7 separate regions of the Mus musculus genome follow, and all the other regions are linked to region 7. The links are chromatin loops, found by intact Hi-C in ENCODE. Cell type or tissue: left cerebral cortex. All regions are shown on one strand. Region 1 overlaps Slc25a53 (solute carrier family 25, member 53). Region 2 holds the start of Slc25a53 (solute carrier family 25, member 53). Region 3 has its middle 22 kb from the start of Esx1. Region 4 holds the start of Tceal3 (transcription elongation factor A (SII)-like 3). Region 5 overlaps Slc25a53 (solute carrier family 25, member 53). Region 6 has its middle 35 kb from the start of n-TAtgc1. Region 7 holds the start of Morf4l2 (mortality factor 4 like 2).

Evidence for each region. Peaks named below come from ENCODE experiments on the same cell type or tissue, not always from the same donor. Only the 100,000 strongest peaks of a DNase experiment are listed, where the experiment ranks them.
Region 1: it touches region 7 in a loop (5-fold over the local background); 18 of 42 quality-filtered maps call a loop at or near these places.
Region 2: a loop joins it to region 7, with 7 times the contacts of the local background. A loop is called at or near these places in 6 of 42 quality-filtered maps.
Region 3: a loop joins it to region 7, with 4 times the contacts of the local background. A loop is called at or near these places in 8 of 42 quality-filtered maps.
Region 4: a loop joins it to region 7, with 15 times the contacts of the local background. A loop is called at or near these places in 2 of 42 quality-filtered maps.
Region 5: it touches region 7 in a loop (4-fold over the local background); 2 of 42 quality-filtered maps call a loop at or near these places.
Region 6: a loop joins it to region 7, with 7 times the contacts of the local background. A loop is called at or near these places in 7 of 42 quality-filtered maps.

Annotation. Positions count from the first base shown.
Region 1 is chrX:137,017,609-137,021,608 of GRCm38, reverse strand. All of the region lies in intron 4 of Slc25a53 (solute carrier family 25, member 53), which reads left to right. Among named protein-coding and RNA genes, the nearest start is that of Slc25a53, 19 kb to the left of the region's middle. In left cerebral cortex, a CTCF peak has its summit at 2,089 (motif pointing right); a DNase peak (open chromatin) is centred at 2,092.
Region 2 is chrX:137,036,275-137,040,274 of GRCm38, reverse strand. Slc25a53 (solute carrier family 25, member 53) reads left to right here and starts at 1,973. Exons shown (of 7, transcript NM_001082412.2): 1 at 1,973-2,051. In left cerebral cortex, no CTCF peak of the experiment used is centred here; DNase peaks (open chromatin) are centred at 1,526, 1,969 and 2,179; H3K4me3 peaks cover 1,670 bases; H3K27ac peaks cover 842 bases.
Region 3 is chrX:137,140,125-137,144,124 of GRCm38, reverse strand. No RefSeq gene overlaps it. Among named protein-coding and RNA genes, the nearest start is that of Esx1, 22 kb to the right of the region's middle. In left cerebral cortex, CTCF peaks have their summits at 1,370 (motif pointing right) and 2,246 (motif pointing right); DNase peaks (open chromatin) are centred at 78 and 2,240.
Region 4 is chrX:136,664,097-136,668,096 of GRCm38, reverse strand. Tceal3 (transcription elongation factor A (SII)-like 3) reads right to left here and starts at 1,722. Exons shown (of 3, transcript NM_001029978.3): 1 at 1,542-1,722; 2 at 907-973; 3 at 1-586. The coding sequence starts at 560. In left cerebral cortex, no CTCF peak of the experiment used is centred here; DNase peaks (open chromatin) are centred at 724, 1,153, 1,672 and 1,932; H3K4me3 peaks cover 1,242 bases; H3K27ac peaks cover 846 bases.
Region 5 is chrX:136,988,978-136,992,977 of GRCm38, reverse strand. The region is part of intron 6 of Slc25a53 (solute carrier family 25, member 53); the gene reads left to right. It also overlaps a transcript of Zcchc18 not described here. Among named protein-coding and RNA genes, the nearest start is that of Zcchc18, 2.2 kb to the left of the region's middle. In left cerebral cortex, no CTCF peak of the experiment used is centred here; DNase peaks (open chromatin) are centred at 215, 580, 989 and 1,552; H3K4me3 peaks cover 848 bases; H3K27ac peaks cover 758 bases.
Region 6 is chrX:136,623,200-136,627,199 of GRCm38, reverse strand. It overlaps a transcript of Tceal3 not described here. Among named protein-coding and RNA genes, the nearest start is that of n-TAtgc1, 35 kb to the right of the region's middle. In left cerebral cortex, a CTCF peak has its summit at 2,098 (motif pointing left); a DNase peak (open chromatin) is centred at 2,106.
Region 7 is chrX:136,740,730-136,744,729 of GRCm38, reverse strand. It overlaps Morf4l2 (mortality factor 4 like 2), which reads left to right and starts at 3,378. Exons shown (of 4, transcript NM_001168226.1): 1 at 3,378-3,520. It overlaps BC065397 (cDNA sequence BC065397), which reads right to left and starts at 1,773. Exons shown (of 10, transcript NR_033324.1): 1 at 22-1,773. In left cerebral cortex, a CTCF peak has its summit at 1,812 (motif pointing left); DNase peaks (open chromatin) are centred at 1,831, 2,320, 2,621 and 3,251; H3K4me3 peaks cover 1,835 bases; H3K27ac peaks cover 1,854 bases.

The sequences.
Region 1 (4,000 bases), 280 kb before region 7:
CACAGCAAGGATTTTGCCAGAGTTTTAAAGTATGCTAGTGTTCTTTTCAGCTTGCCCACCTGGCTGAATCACACTTTTCCTGATAAGACCGCAGGGAGTGCAATTACAGCCCAGGACTTAAGGGCAGCTGTGACCCTGTAGCTATGCAGGGACAGATCCTAAAAATAGATCCCTGTTGAAGATACCTTCTTGGGGATGCACCTAATGGCCGCTCAATCTTGGTAAACGGAGATGCACATCCTAGCACAGCAATTTTGCTTATCTCAAACAGGCCTGCATAGAACACTACTCATCTCTGAGGTATTTTGGAGGAATCCATCGCTGAGCTAAGTTCTGCTCTCTGGTTTAATGTCTCCTGAGCAAAGAGGTTAGTGAGGCCTTTATAACATCCAGGCTATCAGTTTGAATTTCTTCTGCATCAGTCTCTGGAATAAGAATCATTGGTGGGGCTGGAGAGATGGCTCAGTGGTTAAGAGCACTGACTGTTCTTCCAAAGGCTATGAGTTCAAATCCCAGCAACACATGGTGGCTCACAACCATCTGTAATGGGATCTGACGCCCCCTTCTGGTGTGTCTGAAGACAGCAACAATGTACTCACAGATATAAAATAAATAAATCTTTTTTTTTTTTTAAAGAATTGTCGGTGTGCAAATATGAGGACCCTAGTTCAAAACCCTAGCACCCAACAGGAGGATCCTTGGAGACCTGCTGCCAGCCAGCCTAGCCCCAGGTTTAGTGAGACTCCCTCATCTCAAGGGAATAATGTCCAAAGTGAAGAGCAGGACATTCAAAGCCCTCCTCTGGCCTCCATGACAGCTCCCCACCCAACCCCTACATGAATGGAGTTTATCTTCAGAATCTCTTTAAAAACTTTGTGTTGGGGTAGAGGCTAGGGGAGGGTTTTGAATGTCCTGCTCTTCACTTTAGACATTAATCCCTTGAGATGAGGGAGTCTCACTAAACCTGGGGCTAGGCTGGCTGGCAGCAGGTCTCCAAGGATCCTCCTGTTGGGTGCTAGGGTTTTGAACTAGGGTCCTCATATTTGCTTTTTTTTTTTTTTTTTTTTTTTTTGGGTTTTCGAGACAGGGTTTCTCTGTATAGCCCTGGCTGTCCTGGAGCTCACTTGGTAGACCAGGCTGGGCTCGAACTCAGAAATCCGCCTGCCTCTGCCTCCCGAGTGCTGGGATTAAAGGCATGCGCCACCACGCCTGGCTGGGTCCTCATATTTGCACACCGACAATTCTTTAAAAAAAAAATTTATTTATTTTATATCTGTGAGTACATTGTTGCTGTCTTCAGACACACCAGAAGGGGGCGTCAGATCCCATTACAGATGGTTGTGAGCCACCATGTGTTGCTGGGATTTGAACTCATAGCCTTTGGAAGAACAGTCAGTGCTCTTAACCACTGAGCCATCTCTCCAGCCCCACCAATGATTCTTATTCCAGAGACTGATGCAGAAGAAATTCAAACTGATAGCCTGGATGTTATAAAGGCCTCACTAACCTCTTTGCTCAGGAGACATTAAACCAGAGAGCAGAACTTAGCTCAGCGATGGATTCCTCCAAAATACCTCAGAGATGAGTAGTGTTCTATGCAGGCCTGTTTGAGATAAGCAAAATTGCTGTGCTAGGATGTGCATCTCCGTTTATCAAGATTGAGCGGCCATTAGGTGCATCCCCAAGAAGGTATCTTCAATAGGGATCTATCTTGAGGATCTGTCCCTGCATAGCTACAGGGTCACAGCTGCCGTTAAGCCCAGCTCTGTAATTACGTTCCCCGTAGGCAGGAAGAACTGGGTCCTGGAAGTCAGGAGGGTGGAGGGGCTGAGCCGGAAGAAAGATTAAAAGCCCTGGTTGGTTGAAGAGTTCCACAGAGCTGGCAAGCCTCAAACATTCTAAGGCTTGAATTGGAACACTGGTCGATGTCAAGGTCTAAGTAGTGCCAGTACATGGGTCTGATAAAAACCTGCAACACAAGCTGATGCCAAGAGCTAAGGAATTCCTTGATTCCCAGGTCCAAACAAAAGTGCAGGGTAAAGGTCCCCAATACTGTCTTTAACACTAGTCCAAGCAGGTCCTAGCTAGGCCACCAGAGGGAGCACTTCTCCCTTATAAGGTAGAAGTGGTTCCAAGCCATGGAGAGTTCACTGCAAATCATAATTCTCCCAAGTTTGCTTTATCTCCTCACATAGACAGTCTGTGGAACTAGGTGTGCATTAGGCAGAGGACTAGTGCACAGAGGAGAAACAGCACCAGAGGAAATGGGAGATCACTCACAGTGTCACAGGCTAACACAACAGCAAAAGCCCCGCCCCACCCCACCCCCCACACTAAAACTGTCTTGACTGGGGCTATGCCTTCCTTCAGAAGCCAGAGCAGTCACCTAGAATCGCTGTGTAGTTTCCGCAGTGCATCGGTAGAATGTGCAGGATAGCAGTTCTGGTATATAGGTAGCCTACCAGGCTTAAGCCATCAAGTTTTCTGTAAAGGCACGTGGGGAACACAGAAGAAAAAGGAGTTCAACAACTTCCAGTGAAAGGCTCGGTGGTCTTGCCCCTGATGTCTTTGCTTATCGAAGGGAAATGGATCCCAGGAGGAGTGCTTATAATTGGGACTTACTATAACCTGGTGTGATGACACAAACCTTTCAGCCCCGAACTCCTGGGACGGAGGTGATAGATCCATGAGCTCTTGAACAGACAGGGGAGGCATGGAATCCTCCCTATCAGTATCATTTACGAGCAATTCTTCATGTATCTATTGACCATATGTATGTATGTCTTTCTTCAAGAAATGTCTATTGAAGTCTATATTATTAAGTTGAGTCATTGTTTTATTGCAACTGAGTTCGCTGTTTGAGACAGGGTTTCTCCGTGCAGCCCTGGCTATCCTGGACCGCACTTGGTAGACCAGGTTGGCCTCAGACTCAGAGACCTACCTGCCTCTGCCTCCTGAGTGCTGGGATTAAAGGCGTGCGCCACCACTGCCACCTAGTGCAACCAAGTTCTTTATAGATTTTAGAACTAGCCTTTTATTCCATGTGGCTTGTAGAGACTTCCTTGTGCCCCCGAGGTTGACTCCTTGCGCAGCTCTCTGGGCTGTTCACTCCCATTTGTTTATGCTGCTCCTTGTCTCCTCATTGATTTTTTTTTTTTTTGTTAAATCTCCTCCTCAAATTAATTATACAGACCAGTGTCATTTTTTTCTCCACTACTTTTTTAGGTCTGTTTTTCAGTTGTTGGTGTTGTTTGACTGTACTAAAACGGGACCATTCCTGTTGTCCTTTAATGCACGTTTCAATGGGGGAACAAAGATACTCTTCTTAAATTAAACAAAGAAGATTTCCTTCAACTTTGCCTAAAACCATACACGCTTAAAATGATACATTACCTATTTTCAATGAAACTCCCTAGCTGAGTTATATACTCAAGTGGTAGTCATTTACAATGGGACTCTTGTTCCCACTTATGGCATCAATAACATGAAAGGGGTATTTCTAATTTCTGGTAAATTATGTCAATAATACAATTGTGACAATACTTGACAGAGAAAGATTAATTGTAAGATTAATTATCATCAGAAGTTATAGTCATTTTTTCAAACTCAGGGCCACACAGTCAGGAATGCAATTGCAGCAGATCTTTGTTTCAGGTTTCCTTTCACAGAGTAGCCTTAAACAGTTTCTAGAAGGAAGCAACCCACAGTTCCAGCAACTTGTGAAACCCTCCCACCAACCGAAAAGGAAGTTAAGGTCAGGACACATTGATTAGAGGCTCCCATCTGGCTCCCTGCTAGATCTCTCCCCAGATTGCAGCACAAATTAAATCCAGCCCCCAGGACACAAATAACAACAGGCCATTCCAACTGGCCTAGGTAGGTCTGTTCTGCCTTTGTCCTGGAACCAGGAAGATGCTAAGATTAAAGCCATTCTTTGAGAACTAAAGACCCTTCCAGAAAGGCCAGGTTGGGGGTGGAGAGTCTCTGTAGAAGAGCTCTG
Region 2 (4,000 bases), 300 kb before region 7:
AGCACTCTTAACACTTAACCAGAAAACAGTCTCTGCTGGGCTTTTTTGAGACTTTCTTTGTTAATGCAATTAACATAAATCTCTTTACCTTAGCCTCAGGTAGACTCTTTAGACAAGGGCAAAACCAGCCACATTCTTCACCAAAGTACCACAAAACAGTCTCTAGGCCACATACTGAAAATTTTCTCATCTGAAACATCTTGGGCCAGGTCTGCACAATTCAAATTAGTCTCAGCAACAAAATCTTCCATATTCCTACTAGGATGGCCTATTAAGCCCCATTTAAAGCATTCCACTGCTTTCCAAATCCAAAGTCCCAAAATCCACATTCTTCTAAACAAAAGCATGGTCAGGCCTATTACAGCAATACTCCAGTCTGTGAGCAGACTAATGCAACTATTATAAAGGACAACATTTAATTGGAACTGGCTTACAGGTTCAGAGGTTCAGTCTATTATCAAGGCAGGAGCACGGCAGCATCTAGACAGGCATGGTGCAGGCAGAGCTGAGAGCAGTTCAAGGCCAGCCTGGTCTACAAAGTGAGACAGGACAGCCAGGGCTATACAGAGAAACCCTGTCTCAAAAAAAAAAAAAAGAATTATAATTTCCAGGTCTTAGAGAAATGGCTCATCAGTTAAGAGCTCTTGTTGCTCTTGCAGAAGACCCCGGTTTGGTTCCCAGCACCCACACAGCACCCAAGAAGCCCTTTTCTGGTCTCTCTGGTCAGGAAGCACACAGGTGGTCCAAATGTATATATGCAAGTAAAACACACACAGAAAATACAATCTTTTTTGTTTTTTAATCATGGGGCTGGAGAGAGATCTCAGTGGTTAAAAGTACTGGCTGCTCTTCCAGAAGTCCTGAGTTTGATTCCCAGCACCTACATCGTGCAAACACCCCTTTATCTCATTCCAGGGGATTCAGCACCCTCTTCTAGCCCCTGTGGGCAACAGACACCCACTCAGTGTACAGACATAAATTCAAGCAAGAGACCTAAAATATAAAATGATCTTAAAGGTTAAAAATAAATTTAAAATATTTCTTTTGATATACTGCTTAATTTTGTGCTACAAAATGTTTCTCTTCTCAGTAGCACACTAGCAGTAGGTACTGTTAGTATACTCATTCTACAAAAAGAGAAAACCAATTGAATACCTGATTAATATGTCCACGTTGATAGTGGGTGTGTGGAGAATTCAATCCAGAAACTACACTTCAAAAAGTCCCTAGGGGCCATTGAAATGGCTCTGGGGGTGAGAGCTTGACTACTTGGGTTCAGTCCCCAGATCCCACAAAGTGGTAGCAAAGAATCAATTCCTGAAGAGTGTCTTCAGATCACCACCATGGGCGTCCCTTGGCACCCTCGCCCACAAGCACAATAAAATAGCCGCCGCATTTAAGGTCTGCAGTGAAGTCACACAGGAACCACAAAGATGGGAAAGAGAGGGTATAAAGGGTTTCAGGTTCAAAGTGAACACATCAGAAAGGGCACATCGCACATGGGAGGCAGAGGCAGGCAGATTTCTGAGTTCAAGGTCAGCTTGGTCTACAGAGTGAGTTCCAGGACAGCCGGGGCTACACAGAGAAACCATGTCTCGAAAAACCAACCAAAAAAAGGGGGGGGGGGTTCGGGGCTGGAGTTGGCCCAGCAGGCTTAAATGAGTCACAATAAACTATCACATGGAGAAAATGATTTTCAACTTCAAAATAGTTGGTAACTGAGCCCACCTCGAACAAATGAGATAGGGGCAGGTAAAGAATTTTATCTGCTTTAGCACAAAAGATGCTAAACTGTTGCTGGTTGTATGGAGTTGGCCCGCCAAAGCCCGGCAACTCTGGGGTGTGGGGGAGGGGTGACAAGCCCTGGTTGGAAGTTGGAGCCAGCTGGGGTTGAAGGAGGAACACGCCGCAGCACGGCGTCTTGGGTGGTCCCGGAAAGCTGCCACGAGATTCTGGGGGCGGCGACCTTCGCAGAGGCTTCTGGGATCGGGCCCCGTGTTGCTACTGCCGCTACTGTTGCCGATGCTCCCGGAGGCCATACGGCTGGATAGGTCAGTCCCAGGGAAGAGGACAAGGTGGGATGTCGCGGCGGGGTGTCTCCGGCTCAAGGTTAGAAACCTCCAGCTGCCAAAAGGCTCAAAGAGATGGGAACTGAAGTGAGGAGATTGGGGGCTGGGGGTTGGGTGAGAACGGACCGAACACCCGGCGACTGTTGATGACGCCACAGCAGCGCGTGTCGCTGTTTCCGGTGTGCTGGCCGCTGGGTTTGTTTTGTTTTATTTTAGGTTAGGGATCGGCGAGATACAAGGATGGACCCTAAAAGATGAAGCAAAGATAAGAATTAGGCAAGAAACTGTTGCTGCCCAGTCCTCACACATATAGATCGTGTTCGTATGAAACTGTCTGGGCCCTTCTTTGGTTTCAGATCCATTCTGTGTCTGTTGGGATGGTTGTTTTGTGTTACACCTTAACGAATGGTGCTCTTGCCTTGTTCAGTGGATTCGGTAGTCCGCTGTGAGCTGGGGGGGGGCGGGGGGGGAGTAGGTTTAGTACCCTTCACATTCTAACAACTGTCATTTACATTTGAATTGGAACAGTTAGAGCACAAAGAGTTAGCGACCCAGGAGCTCTGGAGAAAGGGTTGGAGGAGTGCTCTCTTTGATGGGACTGCTTTCACACCTTTTGGATGGATAAATAAATAAATAAATAAAGCCAACTTTTCCTCCAGGCATTTTTTCCTGGGGCTGTTAGCTCCCGGTGCAGCTATTTGGCCCGAGTGAGGAGTGGAGGCGGACTTAATGCCAAGATAGTTTATTGCTGGTGAGAGAATTTGCTATTCAAGAGCAGGACCCCTGTGGGAAAATTAATCTTAACCTGAGGCCAGAATCTACTCCTGCACTAGGATCCAGTTTGTAATCTGGTTAGGATGTCAGAGCACTCTGCATTTGAAATTCTTGTGCTACGTCTTTGTTTTGTAAGCTAAGTCAGTTGACAGCGTGCAGTCCCAAACTCTTCAAAACCTTAAGCAGACTTTTAAAGATTCTGAACGGCCAGAAATCAAGATGTTTTATTAATGAGAGAAGCAAGGGATGAAGCATGCTACTGCTTCTTACATTCTTCCACTCGTTCTGTTTCTCTGAGGGACTTGTTTAGACACAGGCTGCTGGTTCACTTATATGAGTTTTTTTTTCCTTCATTATTATTTTGGGGGGAAGGAAAGCCTCCTAGAATTTAAATTTTTAACAATTTGCAGGAAGCAGCACCTGTCACAGGACTGTCCTTGGAAACCTGTTGAACCAGCATCCCTAGCCAACCTGTGTCTCACAAGTGTATCAGGATAGTGATGAGTGTGGCCCGGTACAATTTCTAGACCACAACTTGAAGCCACGGTGCCAAACATTTGCACACAGTTTGCCACAGAGGTGACATATAACCTTGAAAGTGTTACTGGAGGGCTTCAGTTCTAATTACCAAGTAATGTTTTTGCTGACCAGGATTCAAATGCTCCCTCACATTAACAAGAAAAAGAGTTATGGATACAGGACTGAATTGCGTCACCTTTTCAGTCTGTCTCCACCTTGCCCATAGCAGGGTTACAGATGATAGAAAACACGATGCAGATATCAGGAAGTGTATGCCCATAGGTTGTCTTTTAGACTCAGGTTACAAGAACTGGGTAATGGGTCTTCTACCTACCCTGTACCAAATCCCAGGTACCAGGGCCTTTGGGTTGATCTGTTCCTCCTACCCATGTGGTATTGTGGGAATCCTAATTCCTGGGGACCCATACGAGTGGGGAGCTGTAGGAAGGCCAGACCACTCCCAAATGGATTTTACTTAAATGCGACGTGAAAAAAAATATGTGTTTGGTCATGCATACTGATACCTGTGTGTAATAAGAGCCAACATTGTGTCATTCCTTGAGCACCATCCACTTTAATTTTGTTTTCTTGTTTGTTTTTTTGAGACAGGGTCTTATTCTGTAGCTCTGACTGGTCTT
Region 3 (4,000 bases), 400 kb before region 7:
GCTTCCTTACTGGACAGAAATAGAAGGACTTAACAAAGCTAGAATGTCTTCAAAAATCCAGCTTCTGTGTGGGCTGCATGCATTGCCAGTCCCTTTTGCCCTACCAGGGAACTGCTTCCAAATACACCGTATCTCTTGTTCTTGACCTCCAATGCTTTGGCGCAAAAACTAGGATTCTCACTCATGAGTCAGGCTGATGTGAGTGATAACCACAAAAATAGAATATGACAATGCAATGCAATCTGGAGAAATGGCTCAGTGGTTACGAGTACTTGCTGCCCTTGAAAAGGACCAATACTCAGTTCCCAATACGCAAATGGCAGCTCACAAATGTCTGCCAAGCCAGCCCCAGGACAGCTGATGCACTGTTCTGGCCTCCTGGAGCCCCAGGGACACAGGTGGTGCATGAGAAAAAGTCACAAAATATTTGCATAATAATAAAATACATAAAATTTTTTTTCAAGAACATGGAGGTGTAAGAAAGTGATTGTGGTGAGAATCTCATGCTGGCAGAAATGTCACCCCTCTCCTAGAAACTTTTAGTACTAGTAGGAACGGATGCCTTTCCAAACTGGTGAAGGAGGAGATAAGAGCCTTCCTTCATCACTCTTCTGAAATCACACAAACTGCCTAACGGGAGCTTGCTCTCCCCCAACCCCACCCCAGAAGGTAAGGAAGCAGAATTGGGAATGATTTGCATTTCAGAACTAAACACTAAAGTTTAGAAAGGTGCCAGCTGAAAGGCAGTGAAGCAGACGGAATAAAAAAGATCAGACACCTTAGGGGGTTTGCCAAGTCATCAGAGTTACCACGGCCTAAGAAAAGGTTCAGTGAATTGGGGATGTGTGAATACATCTATCAGCCCAGTACCTGGCAGGCTGGCTGATCCAAATTCAAGGACCACCTGAGCTACACAGCGAACTCAAGGCCTGTCTGGAATGTACAGTGAAACCCTGTCTCAAAATAAAGTAAAACATTAACACAATTGTAAAGCAAGTTGCTTGTTCTTTTGTAACTGCCTTTACTCCATCTCCCCAAAACATTCTCCTCTGTGTTTTTTAAAAAGCAGAAGGAAAGATGGGTTAAGGCTCCTAGACAATTGATACTACAAGAAGATCAAAATGTATGTCTCACTTAGGGTTTTACTGCTGTAAGCAGATACCATGACCAAGGCAACTCTTGTAAAGGACAGCATTTAATTGGGGCTGGCTTACAGTTCAGAGGTTCAGTCCATTATCATCAAGACAGGAACATGGCAGCATCCAGGCAGGCATAGTGCTAGAGAAGGAGCTGAGAGTTCCACATCTTGATCTGAAGGCAGCCAGGAGGAGACTGTCTTCTACAAGCAGCCAGGAGGGGGCGCTCTTCCTCACTGAGAGGAGACTGAGCATCAGGGGCCCTCAAAGCCTGCCTACACAATGACACGCTTCCTCTAATAAAGCCACACTTCTTCCAACAAGGCCACATCCCCTAACAGTACAAGTTCCTATGGGCCAAGCATATTGAAACCACCACAATCTACCAAAACTATTAATCTCTCAGAATAATAGAATGAAAACATCTTGTGCCCACCCTTTATTTTAAGAGAATTGACTACTGGTGTAATTACAAAATAACTACTTTTTTTTTTCTGCCTGCAACTGAGGGTAGAGGTAACATGTTCCAAGTCACACCACCTGTAAGGTAAGGAATGTGTGTCTTTCATCAAGGAGCCTATATCAGCTATCATCTGACTGCATGATATTTGCACATTTCATGTTTAATAAGTTTTGAATAAGTAAACTTATAATTATGAATTGGAAGTTAGTCTGAAGGATTTTTTTATATATAAAGTAAGATGCCACTTCAAACTGACAAATCCAAGGGCTTCCATTTCCCATGCCACGTTTCTCTTTAGAGACATTCTGTCAATCAGTAGATTCCTCCAGTATGTCTCTCTGCCCAGGCCCGTGCTGTGCTACTACCGACATCAGCCATGTCCAGAGCATCCTTGATCACATTTGTCTGCTCCTTTATTTCACCATTTTCTTCTGCAAGAGATCCTGGCTGTATTTAACCTTTTAGCTCAGCATTTGATAACCGAAGATCCCTTGGAACATGTCTTATATTTGGATTTGTTCCTACTTGTACGTTATATTTGCCGGCATGCTTCTCCTTTTAGTTATAGTCTTCCAGCTGATTCTCCGGAGGAAGTTAAAAGCACTCACTCTTAAAACCGAGGAGGATGCTTGAAACCTAGTTGTCCAGCAGAGGGAGCTCTTGATCAGTGCAGGGTGAGTCTGGCAGCTAATGGCCCCAAACTGCAGGCCAGCTCTCAGCCTTACCAAAACACTACCTCCTACTTCTTAAGAAAACCTTGTTTGTTTGGTTTTGTTTGTTCTTTTTTTTCCCAACGCCAGCACAAATAACTGGATATAACTAGTGACAGTACATGGCCAGCTACAGGTATCCTTTCCAACACTATATATGTTCAGTTCATAATCTAAGATGCAGAAACAGTAGGAAGATAGTAGTCTCTGCAGCAAGCATTTAATCAAGGTGCCAAATGCCTCCAAAATAATAATTATTGTTCTAATTATAAAATACTTGATGTGAGCCCTATGGCAAGTGGTTTGCCTTTGCTTAAACTTTCTGAAAACGTCTGTAATACAGAAACCACGTTCCCCCCCCCACACACACACACACACAGGTTCAAAGAGGCTGATAAAACTTTTCTTTTCATATACGAAATCTATCTTAGTTGAATGAGAGCCCCACACGTGTCTAGTGTGCTCTCCTACTTTTTTGTATAAAAATAGCAACAGAGATGAGGATAGTAAATGTGGGGCGGCAGGATGGCTCACTGGGTATAAAGCCTGGCCACCTTCCATCCTCAAGACACCCACATAGTGGAAGGAGAATCCTCTGCCCTCGAATATTCTCCTGTGAACAATGGCAGCATGATCTCATGATATCGCTCCCCCTCTAAATAAATAAGTAAAGTTTTTTTTTAAAGAAGAAGAAGAGGAGGAGGAGGAGGAGGAGAAAGAGGAAGAAGAAGAAGAAGAAGAAGAAGAAGAAGAAGAAGAAGAAGAAGAAGAAGAAGAAGAAGAAGAAGAAGAAGAAGAAATGGGTAAAGCATGGTGATGTACGTCTATAATAAAAACGTACTTGAAGGGTAAAGATATGGCTCCACTGGAAATGGTGTTTCCACCCAACCTGAACAACAAAGTTCAATCCTCAGGGCACACGTGGTAGAAAGGGAGAACCGACTCCTATCCGTTGTCCTCTGACCTCTCTACCTATGCTTCGGGTACAATTGCATACAGAGGGAAGAGCAGGCAGGCTGGCAGACAAGATAAGACATGGATGCAGTTTAAATTTTTTAAAGAATCGTAAATGTGACTCACATAACAAGAGGGAAACTAGGCCTGGTACTGGAAACCCAGGGCTAGTGACGTCATGGGCCTTGGAAAAGTAGTACGACCAAACCATCATAATCCCTATCTACACTCTAAATGTTTGTCCTTATTCCCACAGAGAAGTGGAGTCCTCACCCCTCATCAAGGAAACTTTTCTTTGCAGTAGATGGAAAAGGTTTGGAGGGACGAAAGGGAAAGTGGGCAGTCCTGGCCAGGGACGTGTGCCACACTTCCCACATAAAGAAACGTGACCTGTGATCCCATAGGTCCAGAACATAGGTCTCCATGCTAAAGGAGACCCTGAGGCCCTGAGAGTTTAGCCAATAAGCTCCCATGCCCTGATATTCCTCCCTGCAAAAGTTATTTAATCTCTGGCCTACCCTGAGCAGTTGGCACACATCCATCTTCCAAGATGAACAACCAACAAGCAGTTTGGAGCCAAGGACTGTCTCTTTCATCTACCACTGCCATGGGGAGCACAGAAAAAGCCTTTGCCTACAGAGCTGTGCCCCACCTAAGTCTTCAGTAGAAGGCCTCTCTGCATTTCCAAACAACCACTGCTATCTTCCCCCAATAAGCTAGGTGGAGCAACCAGCCCA
Region 4 (4,000 bases), 77 kb after region 7:
CCGCCGCCCCTCACCCCCCTGACTCCCCGAGGGCCCCTGGGGACTAAAGCATCCTGTGCATCTCTTGGCACCCAGTGAAAACCACCCATTTTCTGCCTCTTCCTCAGCTCTTCCTGAGCCCTAGTCATATCTGCGCACTCTCTCATCATCTCCTCACTGCTTACATGCCTGTCCTGTAAGTCCTCCTGGGAGTTCTTGGGAGAATCATCTGTCCCCCTATCTGTTTTTCGTTTTGCTTTCCGGGGCACATAATCTTCAGCAGGGCGCTTTTCTGCAGCCCGCGCCTCGCTGGCTGACTTTGCCTGGGAATCGGGCTTGCTCTCCCCTTGGCGCTTGCCCTCCCCGTCAGACTTTCCCTGCTTCTCGGGCTTCCCCTCATCTTGCCCTTGCTCATCTGGCTTTGCCTCCTCCTCTGGCTTGCCCTGGCGTGGTGCTGGCTTTGCTTTCTTGTCTGGCTTCTCGTCCTCGTCTGACTTTTCTTCATCTTCAGGCTCTACTTCATCTTCTGGCTTTCCCTCCTTTTCCAGCTTGCCTTCGTTTTCACCGCGAACTTCTTCCATGTCAAGATTTCCCTCCTTTTCCTGTCCTGGGGGTAGAAGTGGGGAAACAGGAGGCAAAGAAGAGATGTGAGAGACTGAGACACCTGACAGAATACAGGCTCATTAACATCTGCCTTTGCATTTGGTGCTTTCGAGGGGTCCCTCCCTGGTGGTTGTCCCAGTCCTCCAAGTATGTTGTAGGCTCGCACCCCTCCTCCACCCGGAGACTGACATGCCATGCCAGGTATTACCACCTTCTTGGTGCTCCTTCAGGGTGGCAAGCTCTGCGTGTGTTACGTGGGAGAGCTTGGGAGGGGGCAGGCAGTGGGATCCCAAATGCTGCCCCATTTTGTCCTTATTCACTGACCTGCAGGGATCCTGGGCAGGTCGACCCTCTTTTGCAGATGTCACAATGCGCTGGGAACAGCAGAGACCTACAGACAGGACACAGGGGCAGTGTCTGTGTGGTCAGTGGATGCACAGAGACTGTGTACCTGTCTGGCAGACCACATTCATCACTCAGTCTTTTCCTCCGTTACCCCGTTACCCTGCCACCCCCGCATACCCCAGCCGCCATTTCTTTTCAGGCCTTGGGCACCAAATCCGGATGCTTTCCAAACTCCGTTTTACTCTGCGCTCATCACTCGGACTCTGGAGGCAGCCTGCCCCACCCCCACTCCCGTTTGGTCCGGGTCAGTTTGTCTTCAGAGCTTGGAGTGTGCGTTTACTTCAGAACGCATCTGTCTACGTCTCACCGTCGCACTGCGGGCCCCCCTCAACCCCCCCCCCCGCCTGCTCTAAAACAGGATTAGGAATGGGATAAGGAAAGAGAGCCCTCTGCGGGGGTCCTCCTTCCCCCTCTTCTTGCCCGGTCTGCTGTGCCCCCTCCTTACCAATCTCCTGGATCTCTCCCCGCTCCCCTCCCGCTGCTGCTGGTTCTAGCTGCCACCTCCCCACCACCCTGCCCTGCTCTGCGGGCAGAGCCATCATTTCAGTACTAACCTAAGGATACCCAGGACAGGCCTTTGCCTTCTCCGGCTTGCAGAAGCCCACTCACAGCTCGTCCTGCTGCTTAGGGCAGCTCAGGGAGCTGGTTCTGCGCGGGTGCCAAGACCAGACCGTAGGGCGGGCAAGCGGACGTGGGGGCTGGTGCCCACGTCTGCGCCTGGCCGGTCACGTGAACACCGCGTCACCCGAGCTCGCCCCCCCCCCCCCACTTGCCTGACCCATCTCACTCTCCACCTCCCTGGGGGACTAAGATGAGCACTGTAGGAGATGTGTGTCACAAAGTCATGAGATGCCCGAGAAGAAGACTGGGAGGCTACAGGATGTTTTACCTGGTGCATCTTTGACACACATACATCTCTCTCATATCTGCAGGCTACAGGTGGGACAGACGATCAAAAATGGAGTTTGGCTTTGTCAATGGTGTTCAGCTCTTGAGCCACAATAACCTGCTTTCAAGCTAAGTCTGGGCACAGTAGCACACACCTGTAATCCCAGCGCTCAGAAAGTTGAAATAAGAGTTCAAGGTAAGCTTTGGCTATAGTGAGTTCAAGGGCGGTACAGCTACCATCAAACTCTAAAGCATCCACCCAGCCTTGTAGCTGGTGGAGGTGCCTGCTGGGAAGCTGAGCTGCTGCTATTGAATGTTCTCTAGGGTTCTGTTCAAGGCTTCTTTTGGTTCTCAGGCTCTCAATTTCTGTGTGATCTCATTCATTTGCCTCAAAATACTGATGATTCCCAAATGTGCATTTCCAGGCTAAATTTTTTATTAGGTATTTTCTTCATTTACATTTCCAGTGCTATCCCAAAAGTCCCCCATAACCTCTCCCCCACTCCCCTACCCACCAACTCCCACTTCTTGGCCCTGGCGTTCCACTGTACTGAGGCATATAAAGTTTGAATAAACAACAGACCCAGTTTTGCTTTCCTTTCAGTCATAATAGGAGAGTGTTCTCCTATACCCCTTGAAATATATTCTAAGATTTTTTTTTATAATTTCAGTGACATAATAGTTGCTTGATGAAACTTTATGTTCCAGTCCATCTATTTCCAGCATATACTTACTGTATAAGTTCTCTATATATTAGTCAGTCATTTGCAATCTCAGTTAAGCAATCATTGATTTACTTAACAGTGGTCCCAAAGTATAACGTTTGTAATGCATGCAATTCTCTTACATTAAATAAAAGCCACAACATGCTTATTTGCAAGAAAAGCAGAGAGTTCATAACATAATAACTAAAGGGGAAAAAAATCTAAGATCATTTGGGAATGGGGATGTACCTAGTATGTGCAAGATTTTGAGTTCCATTTTCAACACCAATTTTTTTAAAAAAAGAATTCCTCTTTTATTCATGAAATTATGAGGAAATAAAGTAAAATTCATGATAGTTTTAGTGTTGCATCTTAGACAAACAAACCCAATGACCACAGATCCTGGCAAGGTGCTTAGTAAAATATAGGAGCTTAGTAAAATACAGGAAAAAAAAACCCATTGTATTATAGTGCTTGAAACTACCCAGTTTCAGACACCTGTTGTAGGTGTTGAATCTGATCCTCTATGTATAGGTGGAAGTCAATGTGTTGTGGGAAATTCACCAGAAAAGACTGCATAGACATGGATTTAAGCCATGGCTAGTTAATAAAGACTACACTGATTGTTTGGATTGCAGTGTAGCCCCAAACCTTTCTCAAGGTTAGCCTTTAAGCACACACACACACACACACACACACACACACACACACACACACACACATCCTGGGTTGATTCACCTCAGTAAACAAGAATGGTTAGTGATAAGTAGAACTACAGAAGCCAAAAATCAAGATCACTACATGTAGAGACTTTTCCCTGACAATAGACTTTGATGGATTAAGCCTTTGTTATAGCTTTGGCAGATGGTGCTGTCTATGTACTAAGTTTTGCGTTTTGAGGCCTGAATGATACTTCCATCATGAAGTCAGTTGTGCTAAGGTCTCAGGGCCTACTAAAGTCTGGAGCCTTGTTACAAACATAATGGACTTTCAGAGAACCAAAGGCAAAGAGAAAAAAATTAAAGTAGCCAGAACTAAAGATTATGATTTCAAAGAAAGTAGTTTGATTGTTTTGATTTGGCTTCTCAACAGTAAAAATGGAAGTATGAAGACAATGGAATATTATTCATGTCTTGAATGAAAATTAAAACTTAGAAATTGGAAGCCAGCAAAAAAAATAGACTTCAAAACAAAGGTGGCATAAAAATAAAACAAAACTGAAAGGTATACAGGCAGCAGGTATGAAATAATAGAAAACATTTTTCAGATTAAAAATATCTTAGATGGAAAAGTAGGGATGAAAGTGTGAACAAAACTTAAAAGGGTAAATATTCTACAGGCTTTAAAACAATAGTTTTGCCTTGACAGACTCCAGGATCATCTGAGAGACGCGAATCTGGTCATCCCTGTGAAGGTTTTGT
Region 5 (4,000 bases), 250 kb before region 7:
TACATTTCATTCGTGAGTTTGCAGCTTCCCCTCTCTTCCCTTCTTCCTATCGCCTTCTGCTTTGGCTCCCCTCCGATGCTTTGCGACCAGATGCCTTAAACACGAGGTGGGACCGAAACCAAGTGAACAATGAGAGTTCTTCACCTTTGTATAGGGGGGAAGGGGATAGCATTTGCTGAGCTCTTTCCGTGTGTCCTGTGCGCGTGCACGGACATCTCACGTATTCTTCTCATCAGTCTTGCGCTAAAACGTAGCAGTGCACCCATTTAACAGAGAGGAGGATGTAAGCACCTAGGCAGTATGGGTAGGAAGCACAGAATTAACAGTTCTCACCCCAGCCCTGGCATCTAGCCTCAAGGGTTACACCCTTTAAACACCCCCTTTCTAGTGTCAGATTAAGGCTTAGTGGAGAGAAGCCAAAATGAGGATGAAAGGACCAGTATAGGGCTACATAAAAATAATGACCAAAAACTGGTATCAACTCACAGATGAGAAAACTGAGCCACCAGGAGCTTAGGCTTCCTGTCCTGTATCGCAGCAAAGCAGCTAATAACGTCCGATTTTGCACCTCGGTCAGCTGTTCTGTTGATGCCAGCGCTTTCCTCTGTGTCGATGCCAACACTGCCCTGTGCTGGGCTACCCAGAGAGAGCATTTTCACTCGTCCATACATAGCCACAAACTATCTCAGCAGCTTTGCTCATAAAATGGTTGTGTTGATGAGAGGAGTGGGGAAGAGATGGGAAAGAAGAGAATGGAATCCTTTATGATATGCATTCTACCAAGGAGGAAACTGAGACACGTTTCTGCTCCCGATTTTACACGAAAACAAACCACCTGTTTATAAAAATAGCAGCATTTCTGTATGACCCCCCCCCCCCAAAGGAAATCGGACTTAGAGATGACTTGCCTAAAATTGCGAAGAAGCCAGAGCTCTCAATCTAGAATTCGTGCTACAAACTAAAGTATGGGCACCCAGCAAGCTACCACGCAATCATTGCTGAGGGCTTGTTGGAAATCACGTTCCTTGGGCTCCAGCTCTGGAGATTTGGCTTTGCTTCAGATTGGGGATGAGCAATGTCATTTGCATTTTACCTGTTGCTATAATTGATTCTGGGTTATAAAAAAAAGCTGTGAACCAGTGTTCTAAACACCACACCACGCCGAAGGCTATCAGTAAATGGGGCTGTCACTCAATTGTCTGTCCGTAGCCTATTTGTCATGAAACTTAATCCCAGAGCAGAAGTTGCTACTTCAAGTCCTTTTTGAAACTGCGTGCAAAGAATTTGACCACTTTTTTTTTTTCTGATGCCATAGCTCTATACATTTTCAGATGGGCCTGTGGCCTCCAAACAGTTAAGAACCATTCACTGCCCTACAATCTTCATAATATCTTCCTCTTTCAACACCTGCTTGAGGACAAAGTGTGAGAAACAAAACACCATTTGACCTAACCCCCACACCACAGCTCTCTGCCGCTGATATAGCTCTTTTATTTCCTGGCTAGGCTAGGTTGCTAGGTTGCTAGGTTGCCCTTCTGTGAGCTCTTCAGGGGACTTCTCCTTTGCTGGATTTGGCATCACTAGCCCCAGGAAGGAGCAACTCCATGGAAACAGCATGCAAGGCTGTCCAAAGCGAATGGGCTGTGAAGCCAGAGGCTAGAAAACCTACTCCATTTTTTCCTGCTTCTGGTTCTTAGACAGCAGGTTACACTTCTCCCATGTAGATGGTGGCTAGGAGGCCCCTGGAGGGCTTACACTGGACTCTTGATGCCTGGAAGCATGGGAACCATTTGAAACCCTGCAATTGCCATTGGCTTTGACTTCAACCTGCTAAGGTAGTTCACTTATTCCTGCCTGCCTTCTTATTTACAACGGTAGTGATTAGAATCTTATAAGCAATCCAAATTTGGAAGGATGCACCTTCTCTATTGATGTCTTTCTTTTGGGGGTGGAACAGTGGAAGGGGGGTAAAGTAGAAAGCATTGGAGGCACATAGGAGACAGGCAGTTCACCTGGCAGAGTTAGGGCTGGAAGTGGGAGTACCTGGTAGGTTTCCTTCATATCTTGCTCTGCTCTCTAGTATCATGTCAGACAACAACCTCATAGCAGACCCTTGTTTTGTGTTTCCACTAGCTTCATCACCAAAGTAGATGTTCTGTTGGACCATGTGAGTAAGATCCAGGAACTAAAGGAGAGACTTGAGAGTTCTGATAAGAAATAATGAGAAGAATGGATTGTGTATAGGTTCAGAGGTTGAAGAAAGAATGTTTTAGAGCAAAGTTACTATTAGCAAAACCCTTCGGGATGCAGAACATCTCTTATCTCTGGCCACATGGATAGGAGTGTGCACCAAAGGATGGTTCTAATGAGGCCACATTTTCTGATTTGGACAAATGAACCTTAAAAGCTTGAGGGTTAGGAGGTAGAGCTTTCAGACGAAATAATAGTGGCTACTTTTGGCCGCAGGCTTCCTCTGTGCCAGGAACTTTCCATTGGTTATCTCATTTAAACTTCTTGGCAGCCCCTGCTGACACAGACATCACACACCATTTTTCAGCATAGAAAATTGAGTTTCGAGGAAGTAAAGTGGCTTGCATAAGGCTGTGCTACTTGGAAGTGGAGCCACTGGGATGCTAGCCCAGGGCTGCCCAACTCCAGAATCCATGAGTACTTTCCATCTCCATGTTGAGGGGGAAATGTAGATGTATCCTGCAGTTCTGGGGATGCAGTGCAGCAGGAGAGTATCTTCTTTGTATGTAAAAAGTAACCCTGATTTTGATCCCTAACATTGAAGAGGAAAGAAAAATAGGATAAAATAAAGCATTCTAGTAGAAGGTCCTAGAACAGCCAGCATGTGTGGTTTTTGTCATCATTTGACCTTTGCTGCTACCACTTCACTTGGAAAAAATGTACTGTACAGCACAGGCTCTTTATAGTTGTGATTACATGCAATTTTCATGAACATCACTTTAAAAATAGTGATACAGGGGGTGAGGTGGCTGCTGATAAGGGTGATTGTTGCTCAGCCTGATGACCGGAGCTCAGTCTGGGAACCTATGAGGTAGAAGAAGAGAACCGAGAGCCCCAATTGTTCTCTGATCTCCACAAGCACAGGGTACCACTCTGTCCATCAAAATAGGAAAGAAATATAAATTAAAACAATAATGATATTTAGGTTCAGAAGGGTTGGAAAGAATCGGCCAAGGTCATAATAGCAGAGCAAAATTCAAAGGTAGGATTGTCTGACTACAATGTTCTCTATAACATACATCAGCGGGGAAAATAAACATGGCCCTCTTTACGACTCCTTGTGTTAGCCTCTGCTCTGTCTGGTTTTTGTTTGTTTGTTTGTTTGTTTGTTTGTTTGTGCGGGGGTGGGGTGGTAGGGGAAAAGGATTGGGCTTTTTTGTTGTTTTGCTTTGTTTTGTTTTTTTAAAACCCTCTACGAGGCTACCATAGGCTGTTCTGTCTTCACAGAATATATGTTCCTGAAGATCAGTCAGGACCAGATGAAGTGCCTTGCAGGAATACATCTGGTGTTCTTATGGGAGCCAGGGAAGGTCTTTCTTCTATGGATGTGAAGGACAAGCATAATGTTCTAGGCCAGTGTTTTCCAACCTTCCTAATGCTGTGACCCCTTAATGCAGTTCCTCATGTTGTGCTGACCCCAAACCATAAACTTATTTTTATTCCTGCTTTATAACGGAAAGTTTGCTGTTATGAATAGTAAATATCTGCTATGCATATTATCTCAGACAACCCCCTGAGAAAGGGTTCTTTAACCCAAAAAGGGGTCGTGGCCCACAGGTTGAGAACCAGTGTTCTAGAAACACCTATCCCTGCCAACATTAGTTTTTGTCCTTTAGGTCTCTTGCTCAGTGTAAACCACCTATTTGCACTTATCCTCCTAACAAGAGGTGACTTATTTAAGGCTAGAGTACCACCTCTTTCCAGAGAACATTTTTATTAACACATATTAAGGGCACATTTTAGTACACGA
Region 6 (4,000 bases), 120 kb after region 7:
CTGTGCACCATAGTTGAAACACCGCGGGCAGTGAGGATAAGGACGGTGCTCAAGGCTGCAGAGTTAGGGAGGAGGAAGGCTTGCATTCACACCCAGGACATTGTGCTCCAGCTCCAGAGGAACTGTCAAAGACTTCTTGTTAAGGGAGAGAGACAATCTGTACAACTGAGCATATGATAGGACACCATTAAAGTAATATTCTAACATTTATATCAACAAGGAACTGTGCCTCATGATTAAAAGAAAATTTGTGACCTTGAAGAGAGAACGTCTGCTTCGGCCAAGAGACCTGAGCTGAACGTGTGGGGTAGGGAGTGTGTGAGAAGAGAAGAATGCTACAGAGAATACAGGCCACTTGTGAAGTTTCAAAGGGTCGGGGTGGGGAGCACCTTTCAGACTGCAAGGCCACATATTTATCCCTCGTCCTTTGTGCTTACTAGGGCAATGACGGATCACCTCTAGTAGAACAGTGTAGGTCTTGCGTTCAACTAATATTGAATTGCTGACAAATGAAAAAAATCCCTACAGATTATTGTATGCATTTTTATCCCGGTGCAGGCAGGACAAAGGTGAAATTATCCATTGGATAGATCCTCTGGATAGATTCAAGGACGTTTGATAGTGGGACAGGCCTAGCATTTTCCTACATAGATATTAACATGCCGAACCATTCAAGGGCAGCCACTAAGCACACCTAGCACCAGTGAGCTTCCCACATCAAGGCATACATGGTCTGTCTTCCCAGGTGGGCACCTGATTTGGGTTTGCTTGGAAGCATGACGTGAAACATCTCTTAGCACACTATGAAAGACCCAAGAACATGAAGCCCTTCCTGACTCTAACGTTGGGAACACAAAGGGTGCCAGAGAGATATGGCTTCCCTACTGTGGCTGTCTGTGTACCCATTAGGCAAGGAAAGCAGGAATGATTTTCATGGTGCCTGCCTTAGATCTAAAGCTCAGCCAGACCCTGTTGCTGTGTCCCAACAGTTAAAAGCCACCAATGCCCCACGGTGTGACCTGCACACAGGGCGTTTCCTCAGCCTGGCCTGGCCTTTATCACAGATAAACAGGCTCAGGCTCATCTCCTGAGATCCTGCTCTTTACCCCTGAAGGGGACCCTCAGCATTCCCAGGTGCACTTTTATCTCAGTACATGTGGGAGGGAGGGAGAGAAACCTCCATTCCAGATGTTTCTGTAATAGTTGCAAAGGATTCCTTTCATTAGTTCAGCACGTCCAGAGAACTCTGGAATTTGGAGGCAAGCTCCAAGCCCATGTCGTTTTACTCAGCTTCCTGGTCACCATGAAACGTGAAAACTTTCTTCTGCTTCACACTTGATGCCTGTATCTAATTTCATTTTATTGTTGTTCTTTATTTTGATTTGAGAGTCCAGCTCAGGCGGGTCTGTAACTTACAGTGCTTTCTCAGGCCCATCTCTAATTGTCAATCTTTCTGTCTCGGTCTCCTAAGTGCTGGGCTTACAGATGTGTGCCACCATTTATGACTTCTTTTTCTCATTTCAATGCGAAGGAAAACATTTTTACAAAAACTAACAAGTGTGCTGAAATGAACCATTTCCTATAATTGCAGTTGTCTGACAACTTCGTACGTATTATTAAAGCAGCTAGCGCCATTTTCTCTTTCCTGGTGTCTCCAGATCTACCAGACATTCACTGTAGGTTGACGCCCCATCCCAGATACCACTGGGTTTACCTTCCACTATCCCACCCTTGGACATTCTTCCTAGGCCTTTGTCCAATCCTTGTCTGCCACCCTTTCTCTAGGACACTATAGACACAGCGGTAGCCAGCATCCTCTTCCTCTACTAAAAACCTCCCTGGAGTCCGGTGCCTGCTACTGTGATAAGCATGATAGAATTATCTCCTGATTTTCATGTATGTGATTTTATGATATGCTTTTACATATACAGTTTCTACCTTCAAAATAATTAGAATCGTGTTTATAAGCTCATTTTAAAAGGTATTTTTTTTCTTATTGTGGATAAGCTTATTTTAAAAGGTATTTTTTTTTTCTGATTATGGAACCTTCTTTGTACCTAGCTGCTATGGGTGGCGCACTTTTGCCACCTGGTGATCAAAACTTAGACTGCAGCAGGAAGCCTGCTGAGCGAAGTGGGAGGGAGGGGCCGAGGTGAATTCTGATCATAGAGCTTTCTGGAAGTCTGAATGGGTAAAGGGAGATAATTCTTTCCCCTGTATAAGACTACTAAAGCCACCAGACGGAGGGTACTTCCTAACAACGTGCTGAGTTGAAGACCATGCCAGAGGAACAAAATTATTGATTTTCATTTTCATGTATGGGTCTGAAGGGAAGAGAGCAAAAATCAAAAGTTAATCCAGGCCACTTGTGGGTTTTGTAACCTCTTTTTGCTTTTATAATGATCCTAGTTGCATATAAATATATTTTAAATACCTATACAATGCAGCTTTTGTTTACAATTTCATATAAACTTGTTACTTCTTTAGAATGAATACCAAGTTTATTTTATCTTTAGTTTTATGATAAAATTTAATTTCTTTACATTTCTAAAATTAAACTGCAGTTTCAGTACCCATGCACATATATAAACAAATACATTCTAAATCACTTTTCTACATTTTTTCCCAAAATGTCCTCTAAAAACTATAAAACGGGTATTATGTATATACTTACAAAATATATTCAGTAACCTAGGGAAGTATGTCAAGAAGAGGAGGTCAATGGTTGGAAGAACACAGGACAGAATCAGATGTACCAGGGTATAGCCAGCTTCTATAAATATTAGTGTTTACATATCACATGTGCATCGGGCTGTCTTTACATGCAAAAGAGTGGTTGTTCCTCTCGCACAGGAGACAAGGTTTTAACAACTTAAAATTATTTTATTTTTGGAGAGTATAATATATCTTTCTCCACTTCCCTTTTATCCCTTCAACCCCTCCCCCACATATCCCTCCTTACTCTTTTTCAAATTCACGACCTCCTTTTGTCATTAATTGTTGTTACATACATATATGTACATACATATATATTAGTAAATACATAAACACAACTTGCTCAATGTTCCTTGTATGTCTATGATTTCAGGGCTGATCATTTGGTGCTGGATAACCAATTGGAATGCTTTTCTCTGGGGAAAACTATTTCTCCCATTCTCAGCATGTTTTAGTTGTCAGTAGTTCTGTGCGTAGGGTTGGGGCCTGATAAATTTTCCCCATCTACTTTAGCGTGTCTGTTACTGTTGTCCTTGCTCAGCTCATGTTTAGGCAGTCATGTTGATAGGAATATTATGGGTGTACCTTAAAGGAGACACAAATCTCACAACAAATTCCCTGCTCCTATGACTCTTACAATCTTCCTGCTCCCTCTTATTAAATGGTCCCTCAACTTTAGGTGTGAGAGTTGTTTTGTAGATATAGCCAGTTGGACTGAACGCCACAACTCTGCATTTTGATTGTCTGTGATTTTCTGTAGTGTTCTCTGTCTGTTGCAAAGAAAGCTTCCTTGATGAGGTGTGAGGACTACTTATCTGTGGGTATAAGGACAAATGTTTAGAATATATTTGGGGATTATGATGGTTTAGTAAAGTGGTGGCTACAGGTTCTCCTCCAAGATTCATGACTTTACTAGCCCTGGGTAGTTGGCTAGGATCACAGTACCAGTCATGGTCTTTCTCTTAATGAGCTGATCTTACGTCCATTTAGAGAGCCAACTTATGAGCACCACTATGGTACCCTTGGGGTTATTGTGCCATGCTGGTCACTGATGTGGTTCACGGGCATCACAGCTGGGTAGGACTGTAGGTTGCTTCCCTCCTTTGAAAGTCTACATGGGGCTTTCTGGTACCATGAAGGCCAGTCCTTAGGGAGGAGGATTTCAAATCTGTTTCTTTTTATGCAAACTAATTTAAAGACTATTTAATATTTAAAGACACGTATAAGTCAGATGTTATGATTCACACCGCTAATTCTGATACTTGGGAAGATGAGGTAGGAAGAT
Region 7 (4,000 bases):
TCTCATATTCTGATAACTTACTGGGTTTTACTGATGCTTCTGATTTGTCTGAGTTGGAGAACTGCTTTAAGACAACCTTTCACTGTTGTGGCTGGAGAGACGGCTCTACCAGAGGACCCAAGTTAGGTTCCCAGCATCCATGTCAGGTGTCTCAGAACAGCCAGGAATTCCAGCTCCGGAGGACCCAGTGCCTCTGACTTCTGAACACATGTCACATACACACATGTAGATGTATGCCTAATTAAAAACAGTAAAATTTAAAAAAATTAAAAATCCTTCACCCGTGTGTACAAATACATATAATTAGTAACTAAAACCTATTTTTTTTTGGCTGATTATAGTGTAGTAGAATTTTGTTAAGAAAAAAGAAATACCTATGGGAAGGATTTAAAACAACATCTGAAATAGAGAAAATATTAAAAATTGATGGTCTGACTCGGGAGATGTAGGGGGTCTGCTGCTCAAGCATGAGGGCCTAAGTTCAGTTCCCCAGCACGTATATAAAAGCCGAACATGGGGCACCTATCTATAACCCCCGTATTTTAAGGGGGACTGTTGGTAGAAATGGGCAGATCCTGGGAGCTCACTGACAAGCCAGTATAGCCCATGTAGTAAACTCTGAGTTCAGTGAGATCCTTCCATAGAAAATAGGGTGAACCGCAACAGAGGGAAAAGACCTAAATGAAGGTGAACTTTAGCCGCGAAATGCACAGGTCACACAGGTACATCGAGAAAAAAAAAAACCCTCAAGGCGACATCATTATGCGCTGTGAAACCTAAGTGAAATGCTTTCCTACTTACTATCGACTTTAAAAGACACAACCACGTTTTTTTTTTTTTCGGAATTGTAACGAGAATAGTAGGGGAGAAAATGCCCTTTGTCTTCGAAAAACAGCTTAGTCAGGAACTCCACTACCCCCAAGGCTGTACCTGATAACCAGCCCCCAATGACATCAGTCGCTAAGATAACCAGACACGGGACAAGAATCCCATGACGCCCGCTGGACTGTGAGTATATAAGGAGGGAGATAGAAAGCATCGGTCTTTCGCTGCACACCTGGAGAGACACCTTGAGCCGCCCTTGTGGCTGGAGAGTCTCCCTAGGCGCCTGCATCGGAGACTAGGCCTGATCTTCAGGTAAGGTCCGTCACACAGGTGAGCTCCCTCAGGGGGGAACAGGCTTAAAACTGTAGTTAGGAACTAAGAGTTTTAACTGTGTGATGACTCTCACCGTGATAAAATATAACTTTTGGTATATTAAGTACCTACCTTCTCACTCCGGACAGCACAGAACCACTACATAAACCTGAGGGGCCAACACACGTACCTGATAAAAATTTCAAGAGGGGAAAAAAGTGAGCAAAAAGAATATTCTTTCATTGGTTTATTTATGTAGTGACGGGGCCTCAATATGTAATCTAAGCTGGCCTTTAATTTGCGGCCCTTCTTCCTCCCAAGCGCTGATACTGCGGCTGCGCCACAGCTCACGAAGGGTTTTAGCATCAGAATTTAGGCCCATTTATCAATCCTGAGAAAAAACAAAAGATGTGCCAGAACAGGTGACTTTTTTTTTTTTTTTTTTTTTTGCTTAAGGAAATTAACCAGAATTTTCGGATATATAATTCCTTGCCTAGTACTGTTACTTCACAGAACTTGATCTTATTCATCTTTAGGAATTTAAGATATATATATGAGTCAGCCAGAGATTAGGGAGCCCATAAAATAAGAAGTGGGTGGAGCAAAAAAATCAATCTCACAATCCCTGGGAACCAAGCAGTAACTCCTTTGGCTGGGATTTGGTGACATCTAGCGGCAGATTCAAGAGGTTTACTGCTCAGCCAGTGAACTTTCTGGAAAATTGGCCGAATGTGTATTTGATCACTCCGCTTGGAGATTAGGAAAAAAGGTAGGTGAGGCTCACCACCCACAGGAAACTGGAGTTGTCTCTATCACTGGGGAATTTAGTTGCCTATGTTTTCATTAAAATTTTGTGTGCCAATTTAGCGATAAACCTGGTGAGGGGGCATAAGGGAGATTCGCAGTAAATTTGGTGAAGGGCAAAGGGGAGGCCTTGGGGACAGAGAGGAGGGGGTGTACAACTGGAAACTTGAAAGAAACGCCCTTTTACGTTACTAATATAGTTCTGAATCTTAACCATGGAAGAAGTTTATTTTGGTGGACTATAATGTGGGAATAATGATCATCTCTAGGGTCTAAAATTAAATCGGACTGGGTGGAGTGGCGCATGCTTTTAATCCCAGCGCTCGAAGGCCGTGAAGGGACAGGTGGATCTCCGAGTTCCAGGCCAGCCAGGGCTACCTAGTTACAACAGGCCTCAAAAACAAACAAAAAAACGAAAAAAGGCAAAGAAAAGAAAGGAATTTGATTAAATCGGCAGGCCTTTTCTTACAGAAGCCCTTTCCTTTAGATACTAGCACTGTCCTAGTTATTCTCAGTTTTATTAATGCAGTTTGCAAACATAAAAAAGGCAGAAAAATCCACCAAAATGAGGGACCTCGCCTACGCTCACGCGCGCGCGCGCACACACACACACACACACACACACACACACACTCACACACGGCCCCTCCCGTCCCCACCAGGGCAGCACGCCTGCGCACACCCATCATCGCCAGCGCCACGAGGGCGGCTGTGCGCCCACACCCACACTCCACAGCCACGCGAGCCTGCCTGCGCCCGCGTGCGCGCAGACACCCCGTTTCTCCAAAGCATCCAGGCATCCGCCCAGTGGCACTCACCACCCTCACACGCCTCACACCTCAAAACCTTCACCATTCCTTTGCCTTTGGTTTTTTTGGGGGGGCGTTGGTGTTTTTTTTTCCTCTCTCCCCAGGTCCGCGAGTTGCGCAACAGGCTCGGGGGCGTGGCCCCGGGTCTGCCCTCGCTCTTCCCACTCGCGGGAACCTTAGCTCATTTCCGCCTAGCCTGTTTCCGCCAGCCACGTCGGCACTTCCTTTCCCAGCGGGGCGGGGGCGGGGGAGGGGAGCGGACCCACAAACCCATAATGCCTCCCTGCAGGAGAGAAGGCGAGCGCGAGGGGGGGAAAAAAAAAACCCACGGTCAGGGGAACTCTGGGTCGTGAAGACGGGCCACGTGAACGCGCTGCCCTATAGACTTCTGACCCAACGGCTGGAGCGCACTTGGAGGGCGGGCTAAGATCCTAAAAGAACCATCGCCATTGGCGGGAGCCCTCACTGAAGAAGGATGCTAATTGGTTTGCAGTCGGCCCTAAGCATGAAGAAGCAGGTTGCTAGCACCCGCCTTTACTGCGGCTGAGTGTCACTGCTGACGTGGGGGCGGCTGTCCAATCATCTGGGTATGGAACATTCTAAAACTCAGACAAGACGGCTAGGATTGGCTGATGGGCTAAGCCCGCCTCCAGGGTGACGTGTCTGCCTATGGATATCAGTTGCCAGAGAAACCTGGCTTTACTATGGCGGTTGGAGGAGCAGCAGTGATCACACGTCGGCTGCTGGAGAGAGCTGGATTCTCGTTTCAGGTTTCGGGGTGGGGGTGGGGAGGAAGGGTAGATGATTTCCTCTTTTCTTCTTGACTTATGGATAGGATTAACTCGTGCCTTCTCATTCAGGAAAAGCGGAATTCGTATTCCTGCTCGCCAACGCCCAGCTTGGGCAAGGCTCTTTTCTGTGTCTCGGTTTCCATGTTTGTAAAATGGTAATAGTAGCTATCTCAGACGCGGATTCAGATGTGCCTAGTAAAATAGTGCGTGTGAGGCATTCGGTGTGAAGCCTGTCCCCGAAAGGTAGTAGCAATTGTTACTAAAGATATTTCTAGAGGCGATGAAAAATTTTAAATTACGCAAATTTGCTCGATATCGTATCTTTTTCTGTACATCATCCTCTTTCTTAGAAGAAATTATGACGACAGGCATTTATTAAGCCTTCCTGATAAAAATAATTGCTAGCTCATAATTGCTAATAGAATGTGGGGGTCGGAATTTTCCCACATTAAGTCAAAA